Linked DNA regions of Mus musculus: region 2 is linked to region 1. The links are chromatin loops, found by intact Hi-C in ENCODE. Cell type or tissue: heart. All regions are shown on one strand. Each heading gives the region's core, and the rest is flanking DNA. Links, peaks and the distances in the headings are about the cores only.

Region 1 (16,345 bases), core at 3,686-11,685:
AGGTCATGATGCTTAGATAAGAAATATCCCCTGCAGACACAGGCATTCAAACACTTGGCCCATCGACAGTGATACTGTTTGAGTAGGCTGTGGAACCTGTTGGAGGTGGAGCCTCAGGAGAGAAAGTGGCTCACTGGAGATCAGATCTTGAGGTTTATAACCTGGGCCCACTTCCTATCTGGTCTCTGGTCTCTCTGTTCCTTGAGGTACAAATGAAATGCTCCACCTCCAACAGGGGATATTTCTTATTCAGACAATAATATCTGTAATGTTGAATCTGTGTGACCATACCCAAAGAGGAAAGGGGTTGAAACTCACGGGAAGTGATGCTAACGTGAGCAACAATCACTGACTTGTGGAAAAGTATTATGACTCATCTTAGTAGAAATAAAAGTAGCTTAGATTTGGAGAGGGAATTATTGGTATAGGAAGGAAATGAAGATTGCCTATCCCTGGTCTCAAACTAGTCTCCAGCCTGGTCTTGGAGACTATCACCTAAATTTTTAAAAACCAAACCAGAGGTTTTTTTTGTTTTTTTTTCAAGGATAATAGAAGAAATGTGATTTGGACACAAGTATACTCCATTAGACAAGGGCCAACACTAGAAGAAAAGAATTAAAAATCACTTATCTTTGCATAGTGACAAATTGATGTTGTTACAAACAACAATGGAGGAAAAATGGATGGGGATATAAGAACATGCTCATAAATTATTGCACTAAATTTGCTGTGTATTTTCCAATTGGGAAACTCTTAATATAAAGACAAGACTAAGATGCTGCAAAAAATAAATAAATAAAAGAAATAAAAGGTAATATAACACTTCCCAGTCTAGTATTTAGATTTATTGCCTGGATTTTTATGAGTTTTAAACAGCTTTTTTTTTTGGACATTAAATATTTAGCAGTTAAGAGTTAATTTGTCATTTTAATTTTGAATTGTCTCACATGGCGTAATGTGACAGGAGTTAGAGGAAGGAGTATAGTATGGTTGTGCGGGATTTGTGGGCCAGTGTGTGAAGGAAGGCTGCCAGATTGGAGTATTTTAATGTTGTCAAAAATCTCTTAAACTTGAAACAATGAGATAACGGGTGCTCTCCAAGGTTCACAAAGTCGTCTGGTGTGATAGCTCTGTGGGGCTGGCATTGATATTTTACTCACTCCTCCTGTAGCCAAGAGAGTAAGCTTAAGAGACACCTTCCCACACAGCAGAAAGTCAAGACACTGTGTTGGTTACTTTCCTCCTGCTGTGACAAAATACCAGAAGAAAAGTAACCTAAGGAAGGGAGGACTCATTCTGGCTCACAGTGAGAAGACACAGCCATGGTGGTGGGGGAAGTGCTGGTAGTGAAGTTGTGAGGCAGCTGCCTCATTACACCCATGTTCAGGAAGCAGAGAAAGACAAATGCTGATGTTCAACTTGCCTCTTTTCATTCAGTCTGGGACCCAAGCCCATGGAATAGCACCACCTCTATGCAGGATGGATCCTCCCACCTCAACTAACCCAATGTAGAAACTCCTTCTCAGATGTGAGCAGAGGCTTGTCTCCTAGGTAACTCTGGATACTGTCATCTGGCATATTAACCACTGCAGGCACCAAAGCTAGTCTCACATGGCTAGCAAAATAAGGACCATTGCTGCGGCTGGGAGACTATGGCATGACAGCTGGTTCCCTCTGCACTTCTCTTAAGTATTCACAGTGGAAATAAAGTAGAGAGACCCTAGAAAGGAATGCCATGAAAGAAAATGAGGAAAAATATTTTGCTCATATTAGGTTCTGAACAATCTCAACACCCTGTCTCCCAATCTGTTCTTCTATGGTGCCCCAGCTTCCTGTGCTCTTTCTCCAGGTTTCCTAAATCCTGTCCCAGTTCCAGCACTGGATATCCAGGATTAGGTCTTCTTTAAGATTTCAGAAGAGAGATGATATGTGCTTTAAAATTATTGTAATTTATTATACTTTCCATGAGCTATGTGAACACTAAGCCCATGCTTTTAGTATAGCATTTCATTCAAAAACTCTGAATTCTTTGAGTTGAGAGAGCATGAGTTTATTTATTTCATAGGAAAAAAACAAAACAAAACAAAAACACCTGAGGCACGCTAAGCTAAATACCATCCCCAAAGTCATAGAAAGAAAAAAACTAAATTAGATATTAGAACTCATGTCTGCCGTCCCTAAAGTCCTTAACAGCTCTTTTATTAAAGTTGGTCTTAATGATTATCTGGAGGACATGCTTAAAAGAAGCTGTTTGGGTTGAGAGCATCACAGGGCCAACTTGATTTTTTACTTGAATTTCCAATCATTGTCCCATCCAATGTCTTCATTTGTTGCACACATAGGAATGCATGATGGGAACATAGTGAAGGAGGAACGGTTTCTGTGGTAGTAAAGGAGATGTTTTCTGTGACAAAGACTTAATCCAGACAATGTTATCACAATTAGGGCATATCCTGAAGGCATTCTAAACTCTCAGCTGACAATGAGGTCCAAATGTGGAGTGCCGGCTGGCATTCTTCATCAATTATCTTCTGAATCACGCAGTTTGACATGTCCAGTCTAGGAATCACCACCATAAAGTCTACTGAGACTTTTGCAAGGGAAAGTCTCCCACATTTGTCTTTGTAACTTGGTACATCTTCTAATTCAATGCTTATTCCAGAGCAGATTCACAAAAGTGTCTGTTGAGAGAATTAATTGGGAGGGAGTAAACATGGATCCGGTTTAGGAGATAACCTTCTAAGATAAAGACAATCAAATCAATAAGGAGTGTTGTCCAGGTTGGTATACCCAATTCCAATTCTTCATGGCTCAGATGATCATTGCTGAAAATGGCCGGTCAGTCCTCCACATTAGAACCTTTGTCAGCTGTAACCCCACTTTATGAGAAGTCTCTTCATGTAGACCAGATGTTTCAGATCCTCAAGTAGATCTGAGTGTAGTAAGGATGCCTTCCTGTGACCTGTTTTCCATGTCTAGGATCAGTCTCTGTTCATGAGCAACTATGGTCCTGAGGCTCCAGTCACCGTGAGGGGAAGGCTTTCAGAGATGCTCACCCAAATACTTTCAGTAATCTTCATCATTGTAAGAATGGCATGGGGGTTAGCACCCCAGTTTGAGTCAGCGCTCACCAGTAAGAATGACATGGGGACCAATACCCCAGCATGGCCCAGCTCTTGTTACATAGTTGGAATCCTAGGGGATCTGCCCTCAGTTGCTTAGTATATTCCAGAGCAGTTTGAGTTAAACCAGTCTGAGCTCTGCAAACACAGGTTTCTTAGCAACAACGAGGACACATTACCATGGGTCAGGTCCCCTCCTTGTCAAATCAACACTTGACGCTCTGTCTGGCTTCCTGTTGAGAGTGAGCATGCCCTCTTTACTAGACTCAGGAGTGTGCAGCCATCAAAAACAATACTGGTACATCAACACCTCAGCTTATGTCTTTGCATCTTCCACAGCTTGTTGGCTATTTATAGCAGGTATACTGCCCGAAGATGGTTTTGAGGGGCTGGAGGCACTAGGCAGTCTTTGTCTAACTCTTGTTTCTTTGTTGGAATTATCTCTTTCTATCTTTGTGTCCTGATGATGGATGCTGTGATGTGTCACCCAGAGTGAAGGAATTGCTGCCCAGCTGCTGGGAGCCTTAGGCAACTTGCCAGCACCCTTTGGGAAATTACTAAAGATTGTCATACAGCCCAAGGTCATACTCCCTTCCCAAATTGGTCTGCATCTAACAATTGATTAGTGGGGAGTTTAGAGTCACAACACCCAATTGGGAGAGTTCTTCACAGCTCCCTATAGAATTAGCTAAGATGCCATTGATCTGAGTCACAGACCAATGCTGCCAAATTCTACCTTCAGAAACTCCTTACATTTCTCTTATGTCTATTCTAAGAGAACCCTAGTAAAACGTCTGACTTCCTCAGGAGTATAACCTGCCATGGTCCTCAAACTCCAGATTTTAGGCTGGTGAGTGTGGTATTGGGAGGCAGAGAAATTGACTTTCATGGCTAAGCTGCTGATCACACACCATCAGGGTATACTCCAAAGGGTGTGCTGGGTGGATGATATCACCCCACCTTCTGTATTGATGCCTGACACACCATCACTGTGGCCAAATAGCTGACAAAAAACAACCAGAGGAAGTAAGGGTTGTAAGTCCAGAGGAATACAGTCCCCTATGATAGAGAAGATATGGCAGTGGGAGCAGCTTTCAGCTTGATCCATGATCCTACTAAGAAAAAAAAAATAGATCTAACTTTTTCCTTCCTCCTTTTTCATTCAGTCCAAGACTTGGGGTTACCAACATTCAGGTCTTTTGCCCTCAGTTCATCCTGTCTAATTAGAAATAATCAGATTCACCCAAAGGTGTGTTTCATTAATACCCTAGACACTTTCTAATCCAATCAAACTCCACCATCAAATACATCTTTTTTTTTTTTTGATAAGTGTGCTCCAGCGAATTCAAGCTCCTTTCAATCCTTTTTGTTAACTTTGAATTTATTTACATATAGTATGAGTCTTCACTGAAATTTGAAAATGTAGTTTGGCTTTGTTTCTAAGTCAGGTCATTTTGACAGTTAGCACTCTTATCTGTAGCTGACAAAGCACAGGCCTGAAGCACCTGGAGGAAGAATGAAGACACCTTCACATCTGTTACCACCACGTTATAGCTTGGGACCCTCCAGCTTTCTGATGTCGTCAAATCTTCTCAGGTAGGATGGGGTTGATCAGTCCTTGCATTAACTCTCCCCCTCCCCAATTATAGTGCAAGTTACAGACAGGCTTCCTTTCTGAAGGGAAAGAGAAGCTGAAATTAATGATATCTTGAAATATTTTTAAATTCCATGTGCTTAAGAAAGTATAGTTTAGTTAATTCACAAGTAAGTAAGAAAGAAGCTTGCAGTCTCACCCCCAAACACTGATTCTTCTGTTGATTTTAATAAGAACCCAAGAAAAGCCCCTTGACATCTGTCTGCCTTAGAGCCTTTTTATCTGTTGGGGACAAATAGGGATATCAAACTGGCTTGTGTGATGGGGGTGGGGGGGCACTCTTTTTTAGATTGTCAGATTTTCAGAACTGGAGATCGTGTAAGAAAGATGCAGCACTTGGCACACAAGACATATCGCTTACTGCAGATTCCAAACACAGCAATGACGGGGAAGTCTTTCAAGTGTCAGATCTGCAACTGCGGGTTTAACTGCTGCCTTGGATCTATGCTTTTCTCTAAGAAAAGCAAATTCACCTGCCCTTCAATGTCTAGTACAAGCAGGAAAATGAAGGGGCTTGTTACAAAACTGGAGGGTTTTGGTTGTTTTTTAAAAAAAAATCTTTTCTCCAAATGGCAGAAAATTGGCACAAACACCCATAATTTCCATAAAGAAAGTGATGGCGTTGGAGGTAGAGGGATGGAGTGGCAAAAGGCAAGGCAGAAGCTGCACTACTCAGGGATGCACTCCAGCTTCCCGACAGGGTACAACAAGGACCTCACTCCTGATCCCTCAGAAGCAGAATGGCCAATATCTGACTTATCTATCACTCTGCTGCTGTGAGGATGTATTTGAGCAAAATAATCTTCCCATGACATATTCACCTCGCCTAAACAAAGCGAGTGATGGGCAGTGAATTCCGGATGTCGGTGGTTCCCTGATGCTCTTACTTCTCTCTGCATTTGCTTCACCTTTGATGGCCCAGGGTATGGACAGCATCCTGAGATGGCTCACTGCTCTTCTCTCTTCCCCATTTGTCTTAGTCAGGGTTTCTATTCCTGCACAAACATCATGACCAAGAGGCAAATTGGAGAGGAAAGGGTTTATTCAGCTTACATTTCCACATTGCTGTTCATCACTGAAAGAAGTCAGGACTGGAACTCAAGTAGGTCAGGGAGCAGGAGCTGATGCAGAGGCCATGGAGGGATGTTCTTTACTGGCTTGCTTCCCCTGGCTTGCTCAGCCTGCTCTCTTATAGAACCAAGACTACCAGCCCAGAGATGGTCCCACCCACAACGGGCCTTTCCCCCTTGATCACTAATTGAGAAAATGCCTTACAGTTGGATCTCATGGAGGCATTTCCTCAACTGAAGCTCCTTTCTCTGTGATAACTCCAGCTGTGCCAAGTTGACACACAAAACCAGCCAGTATACCCTTCTTTTCCTCCTTTCCATGTTTATTTCTCCCTGCAATTAAAACGGTTTTCTCTCAGGGTGAGATATATGGCATATATTTAAAAGCAGTAGAATCTTATTTTCTCTCCAGATGTTGCATAAGTACCAAATACAATCAGAGTTGTCGACTTGGAACTATGATAAGGGCCTTTCTAAGGGTCCCAGGAAAGAGACGAGAGTATAACGTGAAGATTCTTACCATCTGCCACACAAGCACGTTAATAACTTTCTCTGTCTTGAAACAATGTGGCTGGCTCAGAAGTGTCCCACACTGCCACTGCTATCTCTTGTCCTCTGCCTTCTCATCCCTCTCCACGTCTTTCTTTATTTCTCATATTTTTCTGTTCTTATCCTCTTCCCCTTCCTCCCATCATCTTCCCCTCCTCCCCCTGCATCCCTTTTCCTCTATTTCTTCTTTACTCCTCCTCCGGTCCTCTCCTCTTCCTCTCTCCATCGCTTACTTCTGTTTCTATCCCTCTCCTCTTTTCCTGTCCACCACGTCTTCTTCTCTTCATGCTCCTTTCCTCATTCAATTTTCATTTTCAAGGAAAAATTCCTGGTCATGGACTGACCAGCAAAGATGTGGGAAGATGCCATAGATCCTGAACCCAATTCAGTCCATAGAGTCCAAGGAGACACGTTCTACCTGCCAAGCAGCACTAAGTGTACACTCACCAATTGTAAGCAAGCCAAGGCCTCGGGGGTGGGTAATCAAGCAACGTCATGGCAGTGATTTAACACTTGGAAAGTCTTTTGCATTAGAGAGAAGAAATGACAGAAAGAATAGTAACTCCATCATATCTACACAATGTTTTCTTAAAAGCTTGAAGCAAGGTAATTATTATCACACATGTATGAGTTAAAAGGGGCAGCGTTTTCTAGTCTGAAAAGATATATATGGTTTACTAAGTCAACCAGGACAAGGCAGGCTAAGTCCAGTTGGTATCAAGGCTTTCCAAATACAGGGCTGTGTTCCATCCAGAGCACGAAACACAAGGATCCCCCAGGGGACGTTCAGCCGGCAGGAATCTGAGCAGCCAGCAGCAGGAGAAGTCAGTACAGCAGAATGAATCACAGCCTGGGGCCAAAACTTAACTCAGTCCTAGCTCAGCTGCTTTGACAGCTCTTCAGCAGAGGATAGCAGGCATCGCGCTACCACTCTAGGACCAGGATTTCAGCACAGCAGCGGTGGACAGTTCCCTACACACTTCTCTGGCTTCTGTTCAACATCCCTCAGAAGGGACTCGGAAGCCGCCTGCAGGTGAGACCTGGAAATACAGAGGCCGTAATAAGCTCAGCCATTCATAAGTGAGTCAAGGCCTCAGCAGGAACAGAGAGCAACCCCCAAGACTTGCTTCACTCTTTCTCAGAGAAGCTCAAGGAGTAAGGACCAGCCACCCACAGCAGTCTCCAGTCATTAAAACAAAACATTCCTTAGCTATTTATTGGTTTTCCTCCCTACCTTCCATTCCTGGTTTCCCAGATACGTTCCCCCCCCACCACCACCACCACCACCAAATCACTCCCTGGATTCAAGTTAATCTCCAGATTTGTTTTTAATGCAATTCAAGCCTAACCCAGTCTCTTCTCCTTCGCTTCTCCACATCTCTCACTCATTTGATGGGTCTGTTGAGTCATACAGAATATTAGACACTACCAGCCCCACCTTCAATTGCTTTCAAGAGACACCCCCCCCCCATGGCTCATTCAATGTCCTTGTAACAGCAGTAAAATTTGCTAATGACTGGTTCATGTCTCTGTTGTCTGCATCTCCACATTGAGGATGCTCTGAGCTGGCCTTATTACTGCCCAGCATTTTAAATAGCTCCCCCTGTCTGTACCCTTAGACCATCATTGGCCAACTTGTTCTTTTTTGAGCTAGACAGTCACTAGTCAGGCTTTGCAGCCATGACTCGTCTATGGTATACTGTAGTAAACATGGGTGATATAGAAATGTATGATTAAGGCTGTGTTCCACCAAGGCTTTAACAATGGATTGGACTCTGAAATTCATCCCATTTACACGGACCACAGAATACTCTTTTGCATCAATTCAGTGATTAAATAACTGTTTCGGATGTAAAGGAATAATCAGGGTAGATTGCTGGGTCTTGACCTAAATCTTGAGCTCTCCAAACAAAGAATGCTTTCTCCAAGCATCTCACTGTCATTGCTGGGCATGGTGCCCAGCACACAGAGCATTCTTAGCACAGAATAGGTGGCTAAGCAAGAGGAGCAAAGGGTACTCCCTACTTGCTTCCAGAAAGGCACTCACCTGCTGAGCCTCACAGTCATCTCTCCATGAAGTGTCATGAAGACAGGCTCTTCCTACATGTAGTGTCCCTCTGCCTGCTTGAGTATCTCTCTCTGTGCCCCAGTCTCTCTGATAAGCACTTGATTTGTGGGTCTGAGTTCACGGCCAGTAGCATAAAACCGCCCTCTTCCCAGCCTGGTTTCTAGAATTCTTCAGGAAACATTTGGCAATGGTTAGCCATCTGAATTTGTGTGTGGAGAACAGGATTATGGGTAACAGGTGTTTCTGCTGATTCTGCCAGAAGAAGACTGTTCCAACCAGCTGAAACTTGAAAGCGTTGTTATTGAAATCATTCACACACACACACACACACACACACACACACACACACACTCCAGGGGAAAATAATGCATGGTTACAATCTGATCAAGCAATATTCCTAGCTGCTGTTCTATAAGCTTCGAGGACATTCCCTTAGATGACTTCCCCATTGATTTCATCCACACTGAAAGGATAACCATCTGCAGACTCAGCCTAAAGGATTTATCACTTCCTGGTTCTGGTGCTAAAACAACTGCCCACCACTGATAAGATCAGGAGACTGGTTTAACAAATTGAACTTTAATATGATTTTCCTAAGAAAATTTATCATCCCCAGATACCCCATGGCATGCTGAAACAGCCTCTGCAGGAGATGAAGGGATAAGAAAGCCCCGTAACAGCATGGCCTTTGGGCTCAGCGATGCTCTGATCCATGCATTAAGATTGTATGGGTACATGTGTGCCCCTGTGGGAGCTCCCAGGGAAGTGTGGTGACTTGGGAAGAGAAGTGTGACCCACACACATCAATGACCATTTCAGGGAAGGACTGAACAGAAAGGAGCCCTTGAGTCCCCTGCTCCCTGTCTGAGTCTTCTGTCACACCCGTGGGTAATCTGGTACCCCAGAACCAAGCCACTGGGCCTTTGTCACCCTCCCACCATGGAAACTTGTTTCCAGAGAGAACATCGGATGAAATACTCATGCTGAATGCTGCAGCCTGGAATAATCATAATGTAAAGTACTGACTGTTGGACTCTTCCTGTCAGAATGCCAGTCCAGGCAGGCCAGGATGTGTACCTGTCATGACGTGTTACAGTTTTCTTAAAATAGCCAATGAGTAAGTGACACACATTTAGTTACAGAAACACTGCCATAGAACACACTACAGAGCACATAGAGAGGGAATAAAAAGCTCAGATAAACCTTTGCAGAAGGCCTGATGCACATTGGCCCACACATACCCTGATGATTGTACTTGCAGACATGCTTGTTTTAACAAATACAGTATTTTTAAAGTGCCTAGAAGAGTGTTCATAGGAACAAGATATGATTTTTTTTGTCATTTTCTTAACCAAGCAAACATAAATAAAACAAATGAAAAGCTGACAAACTTTCATAGATGGCGAGGAGAAGGGAGAGAAGGAAGTCCGACTCAGGAAGGGAGAGAGGGATGTCTGTCTGTCCCAGCATCCCTCTCCTGTCTGAGGAGCACCCACATTTTCCCTTTACTCTCTCAGTTCTTCCAAATTGGGGGTGTTTTTTTTCAATTTAAGCTCATAACTGCTGTTTATTGGCAGCAAGATCTCTCAGTCCCAGAGTGCTAGGGTTGGGAAGGGCCACAGCCCCGTGCACTTTGGGAATCCCTGAGCTACTGCTGCTATATTTTAACAGATTTCAGCTAAACAAATGCCTCTCTGAAGGCATCACCTGGAGACACTGAATGAGACAAAGTTAATCCCTCCAGTCTCACTGACTACATAAACATCTCCCACGGAAGATCAGGTCACGGAAGATCGGGTCACCTTGGTGTTGACTCCCTTCCTCAGATGGCCACTGTTGATGACCCAGATATAAAACAATAAGAAAGACGAAGGCCATGGCTTCAAAGTGTGAGCCTGTTTTGTGCTTCTCATTGTAATGAAGAGCTGTTTTGTCATCACCTAAGCAGCCTCATCCTAGAAAAGGGTTGGTGTCTTCCTGCCCCTGTTTTGTTAGGGAGGGACTTTTCTGTCTTTTCCAACCTGCAACTGACAAAGCAGAGACTCAGATCCAGGCCTGTCTCGGTCACACATTCCCTGTATGAGGCATTGTGCTGAAGGGTTTGCATGTTGTCTCTAAGTCTTGCCACAGATGGGAAGGGGCATTGGTATCCCTTTTTTTCTAGTTGGGACTGGTGCAAGGTTAGAACTCTTAGTGATGGAGCTGCTATTTAAAGTGGGGATGTTCTGGCTCTTGCAGCGTGCCTTCTTGCTGTTCCGGAATTGTGGGTCCTTTTCATTTTCTCCTTTAATTTTTAAAATATTTTTTCAGATTTTTCTAAAATAAGCATGTATAACACTAAAATGTTGTCTTTTATAGCCTTTTAATTACAAAAGGAACACACGGAATGAGGGCTTACTATGAAACATGGAACACTGTGGATATTGAATTACTGCTATAATGGGTAGAAGAGATTATAAAATGGTGTTATTGCATATTTAGCTTTACTTTTATTTCTGCTATTGCTAGCAATTCTTTCAGAGTGAGGTGAGGTAAGTCTGGGTCAAGACTCCTCTTTTTCACACAAAGATCCTGGCAAAGAGTGCAAATGGTGGCCATCGTTAGCCTGCACTGAGAGATCAGTAGCCCTCCCTCTCCGTCTGCTCCCGCCAAGTCCACAGAACTGGGGCAGTTAGTGAGGGTTCCAAGAATGCCCCCGAGAGGCAAGCTTCTCTTGACTCTCTTACACAAGCATGGTAGCCTATAGGTTAGTGAGCACTCAGAGCTGTAGGGGCAGAGCAAAGGCGGAAGTGAGTGCTGGCTGCCACATTTTAAAGGTTGTTTTAGTTACTTTTCTTACTGAGATAAAACACTTGAACAGTTTGGAAGTACAGCCCATCACTTCAAGCAAGAGGTTACGGCAGGATTGTGAGGCAGCTGTCAAACTGCATCTAGAGGCAGTGAGCTAAATACTGGTGTTCGGCTTCATTTCTCCTTTTTATCTTGTCTGGGACCCCAGTTCATTGATGGTACCACCCATGTTCAGAGTAAGCCTTCTTTCTTCAATTAAATCTTCTTGAATCACTCTCATAGACTCAGGCAGAAGTTGTTTCAGCAGTGATTCCAAATCCAATAACAAAGATTATAACCATCGCAAAGACCCTGAGGTCCTGAACTGGACCAGAGCTGACACAGAAGGCATGAGCAAGTGGAGAAGCTGGAATGACTTTAATGAAAGTTCTGCTCACAAATATATGGAAAGTGTTAAAATAAATCAGCAAAGCATGATGGGATAGCCAAGTACCCATGGTAGTGATAGTTAGCAGCCTAGGCCCTGTGAAGCAAGGGCAGAGAATAGTTATAGAAAGCCTGGGGGAGGGGGAGAATAGGGAAAGAGAGGAAGGGAGGGAAAGAATGAATGAGAGGGAGAGAATGACAGAGAGGGAAGGAGGGAGGGGGAAAGAGAATGAGTAAGTGAGAGAATGAGAAAGGAAAAGAGGGAAGGAGGGAGGGAGAATAAGAGAATGTGTGTGTATGAGAGAGAGAGAGAGAGAGAGAGAGAGAGAGAGAAAACTCCCATAACGAGAACCCTGGCTTTAGATAACAACAGTCATCACTGGTCATAGCCAAGCAATACAGGCATTAAAGAACAAACCCTCAGACTGTTCTTCCAATCCTCTGGTTTTCTTCTACTGCCGTTAAAAAAAGAATAAAATTATTTTCTAACGTTCTCCACTATAATAATTTCTACTCTTAATTTAGAGAGTTCAGTACTGCTTCTAGAATCTTCCATGAACATGGAGTATCCCAACACCTATAGATTTCCTCCTATAATGCACCAGCACTCCCACATCCAAAAATCTACCCTGTATTATGTTCTAAGTCTCTGAAGGTCATTACACACAGTGTTGTAGATTATACCCTTTCAAAAACTTCTGCATGGACACAAATGACAAACAACCATCAAGCAATGTTTGAATATTGTGCAATTCTAATCGATATTTATGTGTCAGGAGCCATCATAGAAGAAGCTAATAACTAGCAAGTGATCTTCCTGAGATGAGCTCATTTCCAGTAGGCAAGGCCCAGGATAAATCCATTCTAGGAGAGATTCCTGCTATTAATGTGCTTTTCTTGATATTATTAAACATATATAACAACCACTAGGTATTAGCCCACCTTTTTGAGCAGATCTTTCCAGACCTATGAAGATGTACTATCTTGTAGTTATGCTATCTAGACAAATAGATAATAATTATGTAGAATTACTGATTTGATTCAAATAATTTTGGAAGAAAGTTTTTAGAGATGGTCTTAGTAGAATGATATAATAAAGTTAGAATCAAGAATAGAATGGGCCCACTCCTCAGAATAGTCAGTAAAAGCTACATAATAAGAAATGCAATGAGCTTAACATAAGTACACTAAAAAGAGAAATAGACTTGGGACAAATTTGTGTTCAAGGAAAAACATTTAGGCCAAGGATAAAGTCACAGATGTGCACTATGATAAGGCCAAGCCATGTAAAAACTGTTGCTTTAAAGACACATGTCAATAAGACAAAAGGGCCACCAACAGATTGGGAAAGAATTTTTACCTATCCTAAATCTGATAGGGAACTAATATCCAACATATACTAAGAGCTCAAGAAGCTGAAATCCAGAAAATCAAATAACCCCATTAAAAATGGGGTACGGAGCTAAACAAAGAATTCTCAACTGAGGGATACGGAAGGGCTGAGTAGCACCTGAAAAAATGTTCAACATCCTTAATCAGGGAAATACACATCAAAACAACCTTGAGATTCCACCTCACACCAGTCAGAATGGCTAAGATCAAAAATTCAGGTGACAGCAGATGCTGGCAAGGATGTGGAGAAAGAGGAACACTCCTCCATTGTTGGTGGAATTGCAAGCTTGTAAAACCACTCTGGAAATCAGTCTGGTGGTTCCTCAGAAAATTGGACATAGTACTACCAGAAGATCCAGCAATGCCTCTCCTGGGCATATATCCAGAAGATGTTCCAACTGGTAATAAGGATACATGCTCCACTATGTTCATAGCAGCCTTATTTATAATAGCCAGAAGCTGAAAAGAACCCAGATATCCCTCAACAGAGGAATGGATACAGAAAATGTGGTACATTTACAAGATGGAGTGCTACTCAGCTATTAAAAACAATGAATTTATGAAATTTTTAGGCAAATGGATGGATCTGGAGGATATCATCTTGAGTGAGGTAACCCAATCACAAAAGAAGTCACTAGATATGCACTCACTGATAAGTGGATATTAGTCCAGAAACTTAGAATACCCAAGATACAATTTGAAAAACACAAGAAAATCAAGAAGAAGGAAGACCAACGTGTGGATACTTCATTCCTCCTTAGTATAGGGAACAGAATACCCATGGAAGGAGTTACAGAGACAAAATTTAGAGCTAAGATGAAAGGATGGACCATCCAGAGACTACCCCACCCGGGGATCCATCCCATTAATCAGCCACCAAACCCAGACACTATTTCATATGCCAGCAAGATTTTGCTGAAGAGACCCTGATATAGCTGTCTCATGTGAAGCTATGCCAGTGCCTGGCAAATACAGAAGTGGATGCTCACAGTCATCATTTGGATGGAACACAGGGCCCCCAATGTAGGAGCTAGAGAAAGTACCCAGGGAGCTGAAGGGGTTTGCAACCCTATTGGTGGAACAACAATATGAACTAACCAGTATCCCCAGAGCTCTCTAGCTGCATATGTAGCAGAAGATGGCCTAGTAAGCCATCATTGGGAAAAGAGGCCCCTAGGTCTTGCAAACTTTATATGCCCCAGTACAGGGGAACACCAGGGCCAAGAAATGGGAGTGGGTGGGTAGGGGAGCAAGGTGGGGGGGAAGGTATAGGGAACTTTTGGGATAGCATTTGAAATGTAAATAAAGAAAATATCTAATAAAAATGTTTAAAGCAAAAAAAGGCGTGCATTATATTTTTGGAAGTCTCAGTTTTTGAAAAAAACCTTTTGCTTTGAACTTTTAATGAGTATATTATTTTAAAAAAAAACACTACTTTGGACTTAAAATCAATATCCTTCTGTAACTCCTATTTTATATAACATTTCATTTCTGAGGTATTTTTCTAAAGAACGTTTTGTCTAAGAATGTATAAAAGACCAGAAAAAAGAAATAAAGTTGTTGTTTGTTGGTTGGATGGTTTGGCTTGAGCAGCTTTGCCACAACCATCCATCCATCCATCCATCCGGCCGTCTGTCTGTCCATCCACCCATCTATCCATCCTACTATCCATCCATCCATCCACCCATCCATTCATCCATCCAAATATGTATGTCTGTTTGTGTATGTTTGTGTGCAGGATATATGTGTATATGTATAAGCATGCATGAATACTTGTGGAGTTGATTGTGACAGACAGTTGGGCCCAGCATTTGTGCGTATATAAATGTTTTAAAGTATATGTGTCTACAAATTTGCCTGTATACAGCATCTTAATTATTTTCCTTTCCTTCCTCTGTGGTTCACAAAGAGTTAACCAGTTTATCCAGAGAGGTTTCTGGCTGATTCACCAAAGAAAGGAACACCAGCAATAAATCTTTTCACTTATGCCCTGCTATTTTATGATGAGGTGCTAAACAGTTTCTGGCCTCAGAGGAACTCAAGACAGACAGGTTAACTACTGCAGCTAAGCAACTTAGATGACTTAGGCCAAAGATAGAAAAGCATTTTATTGTAATGTAGCAACCCTAAATAACCGTCAACATTTCTAGATAATAACTCCTTTGACTGTTCTACAGGCGTGTAGGAATAGCAGCAATTGTTACTAGGTTTTTATTTTTGGTAGAATATGAATATATGATTTGTCTTCATAACCCTCAAATTCATCATCATCTCATTCTCAGCATCTCTTTCCTGAGTGTCTCAACCTTCAAAATCTCCTCCTTGGCTCTACCCAGCCTTTCCAGCTCCTCAATGTTAACATCCTCAGTGATGAGAGCTTACTCATCATCACTTCCTGAGTCCATAACAGAATCTTCCACGCCATCCTCAGACTCAGCTAAGTCACTGTCGTCATACTCTTCTCATCTTCCTCATACTCAAAACCGTCAACGTTGGCTTCAAGAGACACGCCCAAACACCCAAAGGACAACACAGAAAGCACAGAAGGTTTTCATTGCCCCTTAAAAATAAGCTGCACTGAGTCTGGGGCTCAGCCTGGGGCTCAGTCTGGGGCTCAGTCTGGGGCTCCTGAGGCTGTTCCAGGGCAGCCAGTCCATTTATCTCCACTGGCCAACTTCTTACTGACTGCATTGTTTTGCTTTTTCTAAAATGTTGAATAATTGGGATTGCAAAATATTAAACCTTAAAGCTGCCTGTTAGTTTCTTTTCTCCCTATTGTGCCAAAAACAACTTGAGAAAGGAAAGGTTTATTTTGGATTACAGTTCCAAGGTCCAATGCAGCCTGGTAGGTTGGGAATGTGAACAGTGGTCACAGAGTGTCTGCAGTCAGGGAGCTGAGTGAGATGAGGTGTGAACAGTGGTCACAGTGTATCTGCAGTCAGGAAGGAGAGTGAGATGAGGTATGAACAGTGGTCACAGTGTATCTGCAGTCAGGGAACTGAGTGAGATGAGGTGTGAACAGTGGTCACAGTGTATCTGCAGTCAGGGAGCTGAGTGAGATGCACACTGGTGTTCAGCTCCTTTTCTCTTTTTGATTCAACCCCAGATCTCAGCCCCTGGAATGGTGCCACCCACATTAAAAGAGGATCTTCCTGCCTCAATGTGCCTAGTCTAGAAACTCACTCCCAAACATGACCAGAAGTCTGTTTCCATAGTGATCCTAGAACCACTCTGCCATCAAATTAATAACCATGATTAATCACTGCACCTGAAT
Region 2 (16,345 bases), core at 4,153-12,152, 1.2 Mb before region 1:
ATACACAGAAGGATAAGGAGTAGCGCTTGCCCTGGAAGAGGCTCATTCCTCCACTGAGGCGGTGCAGGCTAAAAGACAGGCCAGTCAGCATCTGAGGAGGATAAGGTGAGGGTGACGGCTCCACCCCTGACTGAACACTCAGGGCCATGAAAACACAGTATTCATTTCCTTGCTTCAAATAGCAAAGATATTCAAGGCCCCAGCCTTCACCCAGGCCCCTGCATCCTGAGTCACATCGGACAGTCCCAGCTGTCAACTCTGTCCCATGCAGACCATTCCCCCCCCCTTTTTTTTATTACGTATTTTCCTCAATGACATTTCCAATGCTATCCCAAAAGTCACCCATATCCTTCCCCCCCCCACACTTTCCTACCCACCCATTCCCATTCTTTTGGCCCTGGCGTTCCCCTGTACTGGGGCATATAAAGTTTGTGTGTCCAATGGGCCTCTCTTTCCAGTGATGGCCGACTAGGCCATCTTTTGATACATATGTAGCTAGAGTCAAGAGCTCCGGGGTACTGGTTAGTTCATAATGTTGTTGCACCTACAGGGTTGCAGATCTCTTTAGCTCCTTGGATACTTTCTCTAGCTCCTCCATTGGGGGCCCTGTGATCCATCCAATTGCTGACTGTGAGCACCCACCACCCACTTATGTGTTTGCTAGGCCCCGGCCTAGACTCACAAGAGACAGCTATATCTGGGTCCTTTCAGCAAAATCTTGCTAGTGTATGCAGTGGTGTCAGCGTTTGGAAGCTGATTATGGGTGGATCCCTAGATAAGGCAGTCTCTAGATGGTTCATCCTTTTGTCTCAGCTCCAAACTTTGTCTCTGTAACTCCTTCCATGGGTGTTTTGTTCCCAATTCTAAGAAGGGGCACAGTGTCCACACTTTGGTCTTCATTCTTCTAGGGTTTCATTCATGCAGACCATTTTTATTACATCCCGAGGTGCTGCTGTGCCCACATAGGATCATCCTGGTCCCTTCAACAGAAAAATGACAGAGGATCTGGATTAGTTACTTTACACCCCCCCCCCCTTTCTCTTTTGAGACAAGATCTCTTGTAGGCCGGGCTGCTTGGAATTTGCTATGCAGTTAACCCTGAACTCCTGATCCTCCTACCCCAATGCTGATGTTGCAGTTTATGATGCTCTCAGATTTACCCCCCAGAGGTGATATTTAGATACATACTAGGTGATTACTTTACCAGCTGAGCTGAATGCCAGCTTTTGGATTAATTTCCTAGGAATGCAAATGGGGCCACTTAAACCATTAGAAATGCATTGCCCCACATTTCTGAAGACTGGAAGGTCAAGACCAAAGTGTCCATAGGGCTATTGTACCTCCAAAGACCTACAAGAGAGATTGCCGCCTCTTCCACCCTCTGTATTCTTGCTTTCCTTTACTTGTTGTCGTGTTTTCCCATCTCTGCCTCCATCATTGTGTGTGTTCTTGCATCTTTGCACCATTTTATGGTGGCTCTGCCTTTCCTAAGGGCATCAGTCGTACTGGGCATCCTACTTCATCCTAAAGACAGTTTTATCTAAATCAATTCTGTCTACAGAGACCCTATTACTAAATGAGAACACTTCTATAGTATGCAGGTGGACTCCAAGATATTTTTTATAGGGGAAGATATAATTCACCCACACCAAATACCTAGAAATACGTTGATTGTCTTCCAAACTCAGGCTGGAGCTTGGTGTGTCTGATGATTTTCCCTGTGTTGAGCATGTGGGTTATACAATGACCCAAAGTCAACGGAATATCAGTATCTGTAGTATTTGCTAGCCATTCACATAGGGTTACTGCTTCCCACATTCTTATTCCCAAAGACAATTATCTGAGCAGAAGGATATGCCTTGGCGATGTGCTTGAGTACTTTGGGGCAATTGTGACTTCCAGAATAAAATGTTAAGTGTGGTGATGCTTGACTGACCTCATAATTATATACATGCTATGGAGAACTGAGCTCTAACTAGGAGCAGATTCAGTGGGCTGGTTCTCTTTTGCACTGGCTATTTGTATTTGTTGACAATTTGTGTGTGTTTGTGTGTGTGTGTGTGTGTGTGTGTGTTGTTCACTACTATATTTACTGGTTGATGGCGTGTGAGGTAGGAGGAGACTCAGAGAAGAGACTTCGTGTTTAGCTAGAAAACAATCTCTGAAACAATGGAATGTCAAAGATGACATGGAGTCTGGTGAAGACACTGCGTGTCACAGAAGACACATTCCACAATGGCTGTGCAGAATGAAGCTGATTCCGCCCCCGGCTGTGCTCCCTGACCCCAGCTGTGACACAAACTGACCTCCTATCTGTCTGGGCCTTTCTCTGGGAAGCTTCCTCTCATTTCCTGGGAGATGCTCTGGGTCAAGGGCACTTTCCAGAGTGGAACTTTCCACTGCCTCATAAACTTCTCGTTGCTAAGCGATGATGGTGCTCACCAGAGGGGCTGCTCCTGCGCAGGGCAGCCTGTTCACTACCCCATCTGCAATTTAAATTCCCTGACAGGCAGAGACAGCCAAGCTGTTCACTTGAGATTGCAAAGAGTTAGATTGAAATACAAGGAATATCCAATGCCTGGAGCCCCTCATAAATTTTGCTTTGATAGTGACTGGGAGAGAGATGGGGAGAGAAGGAGCCAGGAGGCGATTGTAGGGGCAGCCCTATCGCAGTTGAATTTACTGTTGATCTCTCTGCTTCATTCCCCCGCAGCCCCGAGTGTGCACCCACTCTCTAGCCTCTGCCTATTTCTGGTCAGTGGGCTTCTGGGCCCTTCTGCTGTTCCTATGACCGCACAGGTACCATAGCCGCCATTGCCCCCACGCCATTGCTTTCTCTCGGAGTAGCCTGAACTCCCCTAAGGGCCCAGCAGCGTGTGCCCTTAGCAATGCTAGGGCTTTAGGTGTTTTGGTAACAGCTGAGAACTTTGCTTGTGACTTTAGCTGGATTGTATGAGGTAACCAAGTATTCCTGAATTCCGCAGGCGCCCCAGGGGAAGCCACGCCCTTCAGCGGGCAGAGGCTGATGGTGGTTACATGTCAGGGAGTGTGGCAGCAGCAACTCTGCAGCTGAGGTCCACAGAGGAGCATAAAGGAGGGGATGAGGAGGAGCTTGTAGGCCCCGCCTCTCTGGAGATTTGATTCTGTGATTAAATTCATTCTTTCAGTATCCCCTCTAATCACCTCTGGGCTCTGGGGTTCTTAAATGTAAACAAACAATCCTATTTATTTATTTATTTACTCCCAAGTATCAAAAAGCTATCCTCAAGTCATTCGGTTTTCCAGGTCCTTTCAACAGGAAGGGCTGGGACAGCTAGACTGAGGAATGAAATGTGCAGTTCAAAGTAGATGGTAGTGATCAATTGTCTGCTTTGGTTCATGAGGTGGGGCTAGCTGCCTGAGGGTTCCCCTCCTCTCCCCATGCTAAGTGGGAACGAGACCATGGGACTCAGAACCATGGGTAGACAATTCCTCTCCTCCAGGAGCTGTCAATCTTCAAAGTACATAGGTTATACTCAATGGGCTGAAAAGTCAGGACAATCCAAATAAGGGCCCTCTGTGTCGAGAGGAGTCAAGCTTAGAATGAAATTTCCAGAGAGGGGGGGACTGCAAGCTCCTTGGCGGGGACTGCAAGCTCCTTCTCCAAGGCGGGGACTGCAAGCTCCTCCTCCAAGATCATCACAGAGAGGCGGAGCCTGCAAGCTCTTCCTCCTATATCATCAAATTCATATCTATAAGAATAACCATAATCATCATCATCATAATTATAATAATAAAAATAAAAGGAAATTAGCAAGTGTTGGTCCCGACGTGAGGAAACTGGAGCCCCACATGGCTGGTGACAGTGTAAATGGTGTGACGTCATTGGGAAACACTTTGGCAGCTCCTCAGAAACACACGCGGAGATAGCACCTGCCCAGTGCTTCCATTCCTAAGTTTACAGTCAGAAAACCTGAAAGCAGAGACTCGAACGGAATTTCTCCTACACCTGTGTCTACGGCAGCATTCATTATTCACCATAGCTAGAAGCCTGGAATCATCTAGGCGCTCACTGGTGCATGAATGGAGAAGTGTGGTTTACAGTGGGATCTTAATTGGCTATGTGACTATCAGTGAAAATTTGGTACGGCAAAGTGATATGTGGTACAACATGGATGGATCTTGGAAGCATTGCACTAGGTGAAATGAGTCAGGCATGAGATGGTGAATTGACTCGGAGTTTACCCAGGTGAGGGTCCTAGGGAAGTCAAACCCACAGAGGGAGGATGCAGAGTTTGGATGATGGGGGAGCGCAGAAGAGGGAATGGGGACTGACAGTTTGCAGTGTTTAGCTGTGTTATAGATGACGGAAATCTTTGGGTATAGATAGTGATGGCGCTTGTGTACCACCAGAGTTGTACTTAGTGCTGCCATATTGCACAAGAGTGGCTTGGCTAAGGTAATTACCATTACACTGTATATAAATTGCCATAATTATATAAGAATGAGGGACTGGTGAAGTGGCTCAGCAGGTGATGCTGCCAAGCCTGACTGCCCGAGTTTGAATACCAGACCCATATGGGTCAAAAGAGAGAAATGATTTTTCTAAGTTGTTCTCTGGCCTCCACACAAGCACCAGGGTACAGTTGTGCATGGACTTGTGCATGCACAAAAGTGTGTGTATGTGTGTGTGCACACACACAAATAAGTAAATTCGATGAGTATGGGTTGGGAAGAATCCTGGTGATGTGATAGGACACGGGAGGGACAGAAGTGAAGTGGCCACCAGCACACCTAGGCTGAAAGGCACAGCCTGGCTAGAGGAGACTGTGTGTAAACGGGGGAGGGGAGGTATCACACACCACCACACAGCCATAAGGGTGTCAGCTGGCAGTGTATAGAGAAGATCAGAGGCACTCATCCCTACATGGGGTGTCTCCATCAAGTCCCCCCCCCCAGGGAACCCCGAGGAAGAGGAAGCAGAGAGGGGGTAAGAGCCAGAGGGGACAGAGGAGGCCAAGAAAACAAGCCCCTTTAAATCAACATGATCAAAGCTCATATGAACTCCCAGGGTGTGGATGGGGACCCACGGACAGGAACAACCAGACCACATAACGACTTGGCGGGGTGGGGTGGTGGTGGTGGTGGTGGTGTGTGGGGCGGGGAGGTTTAACGCCACATAAGGCAGAAGTAGCCTTGAGTGCGTGGTAACATGATCTTGACATATTGATCCCTCCTACCGTATTTTCATCTCCTCTCACCTTCTAAATTCCATCCAGAACACTAAAAGTCCCCCAGCCCTCCCTGCACCCACATTGGACCTTGGGGGAGCGACTGGTTTTGCATCTTCTTCTGTGTGTGATAGCAGGGGTAGAAACCTGCAGCTGCTCTCCTGAACACCTTGAAGTCATCGACCTGATCTGAGGGGCAGAGGGGGCTGGATAGGGGGCAGATGGTGGCTTCAGGACAGGGTTCAGGAGCGTGGGGGTGGAGTTATGCCGAAGTCTTCGCTCCTGGGTCCACACCTTGCCTCTGCCCTCTCCCCTTATTTTCTCTCTCTAGCCCACCCTGTCTTACCACCCTCCTCTCCCCGTAGCGCTCCCACACACCAGAAGCCCTGGGCCACAGCTTCTGAGGTAGGTGGCCGGCCAAATTCAAAGCCCTGAGCCTGGTTGTCTCAGCTGAGGCAGAGGAAGTCTCTACCATTTGATCTTTATGTTGCTGCTCAGGCGTCTCAGCGGTTACAAATAGCCCAGCCCTCTGCGTGCTGACGGCAGCAATGGGACATTACAGTAATGTACCCATTCAAACAGAGTGGATGCCAAGATTGCTACAGCAGCTTTTAGCCACGGAACATTTAGCCTTCAGTAATAGCATTCTGGGTCCCTCTGGAAGCTTCCTCGCAGATGCACCTGGGATATCCCCGCCCCACCACAGCTCTGGGACCGAAGAAGGGACAAAGAAGAGTTCTCATTTCTGTTGAGGAAACACATTCAAATAAGGGAGCCTCATGCAGAAAATAGGAAAGGGATCGCTGACGAATGCCATGATCATATGATAATGTACGCGCATCCTCCACACCGATCACGGGCGAGGTCTCCTTAACGGCTGTGTTGTCACTGAGACCAGGAGACAGAGCAGCTGTCGGGAGACACACATGGTAGCGCTCTGCCTTACAGCACTACACCCCCAAGCCCATGACCTTGACCTTTTAGACAAGGAAAGTCATTTCAGGGCTGGCCTCGGGAAATGCTAGACTCAGAGGAAGCTGGCCTGTCCTTGGCCTCCCAGGCTCCAATCTCAAGGCTCCTATGCTGTTCTGGGATCTCTACTCTGTGCCCTCCTGTCTTCCTGAGCACCAGTCCTCAGGAGCCCGCAGAATTTACACAGCAGGCCTTGCCTACTAATAGGAGCTCAGTAAATCGCCAAGGCTGCAATAGAATTACCAGAGGCCTTGCTCTGTGGTCACCCATGTGGAGAAATGGAGCAAGACAGTGTCCTATCTCTGTAACCCCTTTACCTCACTACTGCTCACAAAACAGGGAAGAAAACTGATAAGGGTCGGGGGCCTGAATCGGATCTCTCCACCCTGGCTTGCCAAAACTGCACCATCTGTTACCTAAGGGAATTCCCTAGGACTCAGAAGACCCATTCTACAGATGAGGAGAGCGAGGCACAGAAAGGTCCAACACGAGTAGGAAGTGACAGCCATGGAGCTGTATCCCAGCGTTCTAGTCCTTCATCCTATCTACTGTAGCTTTGATCTGTGCTCAAAGTTGCCAAGGTGAATATTTATAAACTCTCAGAACTCAAGAGGTTGTGGAGTAAGTAGGCTCCCCCTACCCCCAAATCACTACACAGCTTGCTTTGAAATCAAACTAGAAAATACCTGGGGAGCACAAAGCGGGTAAATGGGGAATGGGCAGGACCTTGAACTTTGCTCGAAGGTCCACATAGAAGAACTCAGGCAGCTTTTCTCCTCCCAGATTCCACTTTGGGTCTCACTTTTATTGGTCTTTTCTTTAGTTATGTGTTGTTGTTGTTGTTGTTGTTGTTGTTGTTGTTGTTGTTGTTGTTGTTGTTGTTGTTGTTGTTGGTGGTGGTGGTGGTGGTGGTGGTGGTGGTGGTGGTGGTGGTGGCTGCAACCCTCTTGATTTGGTGAGACTTAGCTGCTGCGTTCATGCGGTTTAGTCCGAATCCGTAATTCATCATGCGAACAGCAGAGGGCGCTCGTGTCCTTGGAGAACGAATTGGGTTTCCCACCGCCCCGTTCTCATTCATCCGCGAGGTCTTTACTTCTTTGCTACTGGTGCAGGCTAGGGTGGAGCAATGCTTAAGAGAGAGGGCTTCCGAGCCTGCCAGCTGCAGATCCTGGCACATCTGTGTGTGTGCCTTCCTCATCTGTTCTGCCTTTAAGGAAGCAGAGTGGCTTGGGGAAGAAAACGGAGAAGAGGGGGCGGGGCTTCAGAGCGTACTGACCACATCGGTGAGTCGCTCAGGATTAGCATTTCATCTGAGCACAGGTCAGACTGTTCCCAGAGGAGCAGAGAAGCATCAATTCCTAATAGGGTGGGAGTGGGGTGGAGGGGCAGGGTTTATAAACTTGGCGATCTCTCCATGTTTCTTTGGGCAGGTCACCAAGCCCTTGTGTGTCAAGTTTCTGAATATGAAGCGGAGATTATTTAAAAATTGATCATCTCTAAAGTCCCTTCCAGGGCTCAAGCCTGGGTTTGTACCTTTCTCTCAGTTCTTTCGTAGAGCATACTGGCCTCAGCCCTCTGGCATGCCAGAGCCATGTCTGGGGGACTCAGGGGACTAGGTTGACTGACAGGCAGACCGTCCCATTCCAATCCCTGCTGCTGCCTTCTTTCTGCTCCTTGAGGAGGAAGGCTACCTGGTCACCATGTCCTTGAGACAGTTAGTGTGAGCATCACCTGCAGATGCTGCGACCATCTCCTTGAACAGCCATGCTCATCAGCAACACTACACCGCAGCTCTGACCTGAGTGGGAGGAAGGTTTCCTGCACTGAAGACAAGGTGGTGTGATAGGATGGGGGAAACCAAGCTGTGGTCTTGGCTCTGCAAGGACCTCTCTGGGCACATAGGAGAAAAAATCCTTTGTGTCTTTGAGCCTCAGTATGCCCATCCACAGAATGGGTGGCTGGCATTGGTTTCTAGGCCTTTCTGCTTTAAGGACTGCAGCTCTGAATTCTTGTCAAGCATACTTCTCTATCTGACTCTGTGGAGAAGCAGGAGGAAGGGGACTATTTCTGGAAGATACCAGAGAGGGAAGAGAGAAAAGGAAGATAAGGGGAACCCTTAGAAACATGTACCTCCCTGTCTTAGTCAGGGTTTCTATTCCTGCACAAACATCATGACCAAGAAGCAAGTTGGGGAGGAAAGGATTTATTCAGCTTACACTTCCACATTGCTGTTCATCACCAAGGAAGTCAGGACTGGAACTCAAGCAGGTCAGGAAGCAGGAGCTGATGCCGAGGCCATGGAGGGATATTCCTTACTGGCTTGCTTCCCCTGGCTTGCTCAGCCTGCTCTCTTATAGAACTCAAGACTACCAGCCCAGGGATGGTCCCACCCACAAGGGGACTGCCCCACTTGATCACTAATTGAGAAAATGCCTTACAGCTGAATCTCACGAAGACATTTCCTCAAGGGAGGCTCCTTTCTCTGTGATAACTCCAGCTGTGTCAAGTTGACACACAAACCAGCCAGTACACTTCCCGACCTGCAGGGGGTCTTGGTGAGTTAGGGGCATTTTGGCAGCCCTCTGGTCCCCTGTCTGTTCATGTAGACAGACCATAGATATTTGAGACACCCAGAGACTGGGTGTCTCAATAGGGCACAAGAGGAGGCACAGCTGTATGCGTGTGTACCTGTGATGCAAGATATACTTGTAATAAAATGCAAGCACACTTTGCACAGGTGAGCATCGTCAGTAAACACCGGCCCAGCATCCTTCTCCTCCCCACTCCCTCAACAGACCCACACATAAACTCAAGCACCCCTCCAACTATCACATTGATCCCTAAGGCAAAGAACCATTTACTTGAGGAAGCATGTCTTACAAGATATTAATAAAAGATGTGCCACATTTTAACTTTAAAAAAAAAAAAAAAAAAAAAAAAAAAAAAAAAAACCTCTGGAGCACAGAGAGGAGGATGGCGGGAGACAGAAAAGTCAGGCCTAACTGAAAAGTACTTCCCACACCCAAGCCTTCTTGTAAGCACTAGACTTTAGGACACATCAACCAGATTTTCCAATTCATTGAAAGCACTTGCCAGCTGCTGCCGAGAAACTCCATTGATTGTGTACCGAGCTTGCTCTGACAGGCCCCCAGGAAGGAGGTCCCTGTGAGAGCTCACCATGAACACCAAGCTGGAGTACAGGGCAGTGGGTGAGATCTGGGGATTTTGCCTGGGAGGTGGGGGAACCCAGGCTGAGGCATTATGAGGGAGGGACGGAAGGTCATGATCATTCCCATCCTGAACGAGCATCCTTGGAACTGGATAATGCGACTTTTCTTCCACTGTATCACTCCTGGCTCAGACACACTTATATGAAGAGGCCTTGGGACCTGATATTTCTCATGGTGGCTTTTGGGAGCTAGAGCCTCCTGGACGTGCTCAACCTACTCTTGTTCTGCTAGTTTGAGGATTGGGGTATCATTCTTCAAGGCCCTTCTGTTTCCATACCACCTCTGTGGGACTGCCATTGTCCCCTGTCTTTCTTCTTCCCACTACCACAGTGCTGGGCCTCTGGAGCTACGAGCTGTGCCTCTCCTATTGTCCCCTCCTGTCCTTTCCTCTGTCCTCCTGTACCTCAGACAAAGGCTTCTAGAGTGAAGAGGAGACGCCATGTGAGCACAGTCACCTGAATAGGTGGATTTGGCAGGTGTTAGGTAGAACTCCACCAAGTCCCCGTGACCAGATCAGCTGCAGAGATCAGAAGAGAGGAGAGGATTCACAGAAGGGTTGATGCCATTTCTGGCTGGGCAGCAGAACCTGGTTGGCCTCAGGGTCAAACTCTGAGCCTTGAGACTGGTTCTCATGGTTCTTTCCTGTGACCTGGGTTCACTCATGGCCTGTGGTCAAAACTGAGAGCCATCCCTCCAATCTTTCCTAGAGACAACAGGGACCGAAGAGTTTCTGCCCTACCACTGAAGACCTTTGCCTCCAACCCCCAAACCAGACCTAAGTGTGCAGTAGCCAAGAGCCAACATCTGGAAAAACTCTTCTCCTAGCTGTCTTGGTCTTCGACTAGGAATGGGTGTCAGGGCTTCTCCAGCTCCTGCCCACAGTTCCAGGGGACTTGGGTTCGAGGTAAGCCAGGTGGAGTGGAGGCCCATGGGTCTTTGCGGAGACAGCCCACCACTGTCACCGCTCTTCCCTGATGGTTTATGAGCTCTCCTTGCCACCCAGCAACTTTCCTGCTGGGGCACCACCAGATGGGAGGCAGATGACCAATGGTACCACAGCTGCTCTATGGAAGGGACTTGGCCCAAAGCCTCCCTGAGAGTCAGAGGAGCTGAGTATACCCGTGTAATCCTTCCAGGTACCCCACAAGTGACTGATGGCAGGCTGCTGGCTCTGGCAGGCCTGAAGTGAGAGAATTGTTATTGATGTTTACACAGTACCCACGCACTCTATGAAAATGCTTTGAAATATTTTAATAAATGACTATGGAGGATAGCATCCATAAAACACCACGGATTTGGGGCCGGGGAGTTGGCTCAGTGGTAAAATGCTTGTTGTGTAAGCTGGGGACCTGAGTTTGGATTTCAAAGCCCTCCCCATTCCCCAGGTATAGAAGCTAGGCAGGGCAACATGTGTCTGCAACTCCCCCACTGGAGTGTGGGGAGCCAGCAGGAGGATCCCTGGTGTTTATCTGCGAGCCTTCCCCCCCCCCAGCCCCCCAGGTAGCCGAATCAGTGAGCTCCAGGGTCAGTGAAAGACCCTGTTTCAAAAAATAAGGTGGAGGATGATGGACAGGCATGCAGGCAGGCAGAATAGGTTTTGACCATCATGAGCAATACAGGGAAGTTACCAAAGACTGGAAGAGATAGGAGGCTTAGCCATCCAGATTTCCCAGAGCACTGCTCTGCTGTAAAGTTCCTGGTTGCAGTAAGATGGGGTCTTCCGTAGGTTTTATACAATCTGCACTAAGTTACCCCACTGCCTGCATTGTTTGCGGGGTAGGGGTGGAGGAAGCTCCCATCAAATGTGGTCATTTGTGAAGGAGGCTGACTGAGCTTAGCACAGCCCTTCATCCACTGGGACCATGCCACCAGAAAGCAATCAGGCTTCCTGGAAATGCCTCAACTGCGAAGTACTTGGCCCTGCCCCTGGGGGAACGGTATTCCAAGACTGTACAAGCCTTGCTTGTATTTGCTGAGACCCTTGTTATTCTTTATGACTCTAAAAGCAGTTACTTACAGCAGTAACACTTTAAGTTAGCCATAAAGGAGAACTTCCAGCTATCAATATTTATAAGGGAGAATTTGTCTGGACATTCTTCTTCTAATCTTTACTCAGAGCATGGATGAAGGATGAGATCATACCTGGGTTACCTTTCAAATATGGCCTAGAGGTGTTAAATATTTTAATATCCTGTTAACATTTTCCCTCCTGCTTTCCAGGAGCATACTGATATATGGGCTCTATGTAAAGGTCTCTCCCATCCCAGCACATATACCTGGAGCCTGACAACTCTGGCGTCACTGGCTGTCATGGCTAAGGGAATGAGCATGACCCTTGCGGCTGTGCTGGGCACTGCATCCAGTTCTGTGAGTCTTGCTAAGAAGCCTTCTCTCCTTGCTGAGGCCCCTCACGGCCACAGTGAGGCAGGTTTCCTGGCTCCAGTGAATTCTGGAGGGAATTGACCTAGTTTCCAGAGTCTAAAAGGTGACAAACTCTTTAAGTGGGCGACAAACAGTGTCTATTAGAAACACTAAACAACATCTCCAACGGGAAACAGGCTTCTAAGCCCATCCCTCTTAGAGGCAGCTGTGCTCCAAGGAGACGGCTTTAGACTTTAGAGTCTAGAGGGAAATGTTGCCTGGATGACTCCCTGTAGAGTGGGCTAGAGCTGCCTGCAGTGTCCTCTGCAGGGACCAGAGGGGCTAATAGGAGACCAAGCTTATGGGAGTCCAAGGAAGGCTGTGGGGGTGAGGCTTGGACTACTTGGGACATGGCTCATGGCATCCCTTGGCCTTCAGTGATGCACAGCAAGCCACTCACTAGTCCATATGCCCTCTCTCTGACTGGTTGTTATATAGGGAAACTGAGTCTCATAGACTTGAAATCACATGTCCATGTTTACCCAGCGTCAAATAGACAAAAGCCAGGACTCTTTCCCGCTCAGCATTGCACTGAGTTGCCTGAGGCCATTCTCATGCCCACAGGTAGCATGCTCTGAGCATCCTCCTCCCTGCCCCCACTCATGCCCCATCATCCTCTCTATTCTCTCCCTGCTCTCTCTAGTTCTCTCTTCCCAAGATGGTTTTTCATTTGCTTTCATGCCATCAATACGTACTGGTTTTATGTATCTATAATATCTAGGAACCACAAATGAGAGAAAACACAAGATATTTGTCTTCCTGAGACTGGCTTAATTCCCTTAATTCGATTATCTCCAGTTGGATCCATTTCCCTGCAAATGACATGACATCATTCATCTTTATGTTTAAAAAGATTCCATGGTGTAGAGAAATTGTGTTGTTTTTAATCCATTCCTCCTGTGGTACTCCTTTTTCAAATCAAAGTCTTTCCCCTATAACAGCCTTTTCCTGTCTCAACTTTAACCAACAGGAGACTCACAGGGGTATGGATAAAATGTATCTTCTGACTCCCTTGCCATGGGGTGGAGCTTGAGCGTGTGAGCTCATGGATGGCCAATCTGAGCAGGGGGTGGATCATATCCTGCAGAGATCCGGAGGACGCTGCCCCTGGGGAGTGCTGTTCTTAGAACAGATCATTCATTCTTGGAAGGCAAGAGCTATGAGGGCAAGGCCAGCTCAGGGTTGAGGGAGGCAGGCAGGCAGGTGTGGAAGGGGCACCTGTACTGACCTCAACAGAGTGACCAGGAACATACATCTTTCCAAATCCCATCCCTTGCTCAAAACTCCAACTTCTTCATTCATTTGGTGACTCATTGACATCATCCAGATATGAATGCAGCAATATCCTTTACCCTCCCTGCTTTCTTTAATGTAGGACTTCCTGGGAGGGAGTCAGATTCTCACGTGGGGAATCTGAGACGACTCACAGGAAAGACTGAGGTGATGTACCAGGCTTCATACCGGGCAGTATAGCATCCTCTAACTCCGTGAGACACTTACTATTCGGATGCTATGGAATACTCACCATTCTATGAGGAAGCCTATGAGTCACATCAGAGGCTTCATGCGGGTGTCTGACCAATAGCCCCCAGTGAGGCCAGGTGCTGGACGGAACAGGTGACATCAGTCTTCAGTTACTGAGCCCTTTTCCCTCAGCCTGTATGCCATTCTTGCAGCTGAGGCCAGGATTCTCGTGGAGCAGAGACCAATCGCTCTTGTCACCCTTCTGGAACTCCTCAACTATGAGCCTAATATAGCAACCGTGGCACAGAACAACTGTGAGCAGAATGGACCCCAGCATGGGGGATCCTGAGACGGCATGGTTGCAAAGCTTGGTGGGATTTTTTGACAGTAAGGATAAGATGTCAACTGGTAGATCACATGCTATATAAGCTGCTAAGAGCAGTTTAAGGTAAAAGGTTTATTTTGACTTACCGTTAATGAGGGCAAGAGTCTGTCATGGCGGGGAAGCTATGGCAACAGTCATTACACAGGAAGCTAACTTATCACATTTTCATCCACTCACAGGAAGCACACGGTGGTGGGAGGGTATCGGGCCAACCTACGTCAGTGTCATATTTCTTATAGCAAGTTTCCACCTTCTAAAGGTTCCACAGACCCAAACAGCACCACTAACTAACTGGGGACCTAGTATTCAAGTACTTGAGCCAATGGTGGCCGTTTTTAATTCGACCCTTCACACACACACACACACACACACACACACATGCACACACACACACACACACACACACACACACACACACACACGCGCGCACACACACACACACACACACACACGCACCTCACTCTGTGTAAGGAGCTTTTCTGTGCTGCTGACCCTCTTCACAGTTCTAATTTTACAGTTGGAAAAATCTCATTCTCAGATCATCCCGTGGAGACTTATGGAGGTAAGGTACCAACCCAAGGTTGTAGGGGGCTAAAGCAGTGCTGGGGTGACCCTTGGCCTGCCCCCAAATTCAAGCACTTCTATGAAAGCTGGGCTGCCTCAGCCCCACCTGGCCTTGCCTGGCCTCACTCAGGCCTTGGCAAATAAAACGTCACTTACCACCTGGCTCCAGGCCACGGATGGCTGGCGACATCCCCTCCGCATGGATGGTTTGCTTTGTGCTTTTAGTACCCATCATGTGAGAAGAAAAATCTCGAACGTTGTTTAATAAACAGAGTTGGGGGAAAGGAGTGGGGATGGCAGGTGTTATTTATCAGATGTGGGGAAGTTCAGCAGGAAACATCAATTCCAAGTGACTGTTCCAGGGGAGGCCGAGGGAAAGTGTGGGAGCTTACACGGGGCTTAGGAAGCTACAGGTAGTGAGCACACATGGGGACTTAGATCCCATTCAGTGGCAGAGGTTGTTTGGTTTGGTTTCATCTTCTCTAGGAACTCCAGAAGCTGCATGGTCTGGCATGGACACACACATACCATCAGGATTTCTGGGCAAAGTGACAGAAGAGGACCTCTGGCAAACTCTGCAAGAAGTGTTTCTACCCTGTTTAACCTCCCAGTCTTGAGTATACATAAGCCCTCGTCCTGGGACACATCTGAACCCTATGTCCATGATGTGAACCCATCTTTCCCCTAGCACGGGATTCTACACCCAGTTGGTTCCAGATGGCACCAGAGACACGGTTATGAGGGGCAGATACTGTGTGAGGTCCTCAGGGGCTGTGTTGGGGACCAGAACCCCCATTGCTGAAGTACATCTATCATATTCCTGGTGGGGGATGCTACCAAATCAGTCACTCTGTCCCTGCGTTGCTAGAGACCTCACTAGGGTACTCTCTCACTTCTGGGTTTCTCATGAGAAGGGAAGCCTTGAACTTAGATCTACTTGCTACCAACATTTGACATACAGTGACAATCAGTTTTAGGTGTTGATTGTCCAGGCTTTGTTAGTAAATGCTAACCCAGTGATGGTATTCTATAGTTATTTGGCTACTCAGTAATTAATTAAGTATTAAACAAGGGTTACTCTCATTCCTATAGTGGGAAGTGAGGATGCCATCTATCAGTTGACAGCCGTATGAATACAACCAGGATTTTCTGGAAAATAAGTATTTCTCAAAACATCCCTTTCTGCCTGAATTTCCAGCCTGCTTTACAGAGTTTACACGTGCTAGTCCTATAAACCTGAGCCAGTTCTAAAAGCACACATGTGTGTACACGGGCACACCCTCACCCTGTTGATTGTACTTCTCTGAGAACCGGGATGAACCTGTTGAAACCATGACTATGACATGGTTATCCCCCATGACAGTGCCTTGGCTGGGTTCCAAGTGTGGTGACAGTGACAGTGGAGATGGGCAATGAGGTCAGCCTGAGAACACACACATTTTCTGAGCCCATGTCATCTGGACATGCTAGGTTGGGTGGACTAAGTAGGGAGTGGTCTGATGGAATGGATCCAAGGCTGAGGGTCAAAGACCGAAGTTCAGGCCCTGGTGATGCCTTCCCTCTACTCGTCTGTAAAATGGGAGGCATTCTGAGAACCATAAGCATAATCGATTAAGACCGGAAATTTAGAGCATTTGGGAAGTAGTGGCCACACTTCATTTGATGTCTAAGAGTTTTTAAAATATAGATTAATCTTTTGAACTATGCCTCTGGAGCAGTTGTAAGTTTCTCTCCAAAAGAATTTTGGAGAAAATGTGCCCAGTGGGTGGAGAGAGGCGTGACTTTCTTTTCACCCAGTGATGCTGTAGTACAGCCAAACAGAAAGACAGAGACCTCGAGGATCTTTGTCAGAACCAGTTAAAAATGCTACCTATTCAAAGGAAGTCTGCCAGAGACTCTGATATGTGGGTGATGAATTTGTCATTAGGCAGCTATGGGCAAGCAGAAAATCACAGAGCCAGTCTGATTGTGGGGAGCTGAAGGGGTGGATAATCTCATAAGTGGGAATGCTTATATGATGCTTACATGGGTAAACAGTGGACTCAGAGCGCCCTGTGCCCTCATTCCATATGCTGCCTGTAGGGTCCTTGGGTCCTTGG

Evidence for each region. Hi-C counts contacts between places; a loop is a spot of excess contacts. Peaks named below come from ENCODE experiments on the same cell type or tissue, not always from the same donor. Only the 100,000 strongest peaks of a DNase experiment are listed, where the experiment ranks them.
Region 2: a loop joins it to region 1, with 9 times the contacts of the local background. A loop is called at or near these places in 5 of 42 quality-filtered maps.

What each region holds. Positions count from the first base shown.
Region 1 is chr6:33,119,402-33,135,746 of GRCm38, forward strand. No RefSeq gene overlaps it. Among named protein-coding and RNA genes, the nearest start is that of Gm22321, 39 kb to the left of the region's middle. In heart, for the core only: a CTCF peak has its summit at 7,424; no DNase peak of the experiment used is centred there.
Region 2 is chr6:31,931,146-31,947,490 of GRCm38, forward strand. No RefSeq gene overlaps it. Among named protein-coding and RNA genes, the nearest start is that of Gm31894, 79 kb to the right of the region's middle. In heart, for the core only: a CTCF peak has its summit at 7,224 (motif pointing right); a DNase peak (open chromatin) is centred at 7,346; H3K4me3 peaks cover 630 bases; H3K27ac peaks cover 342 bases; H3K27me3 peaks cover 1,974 bases.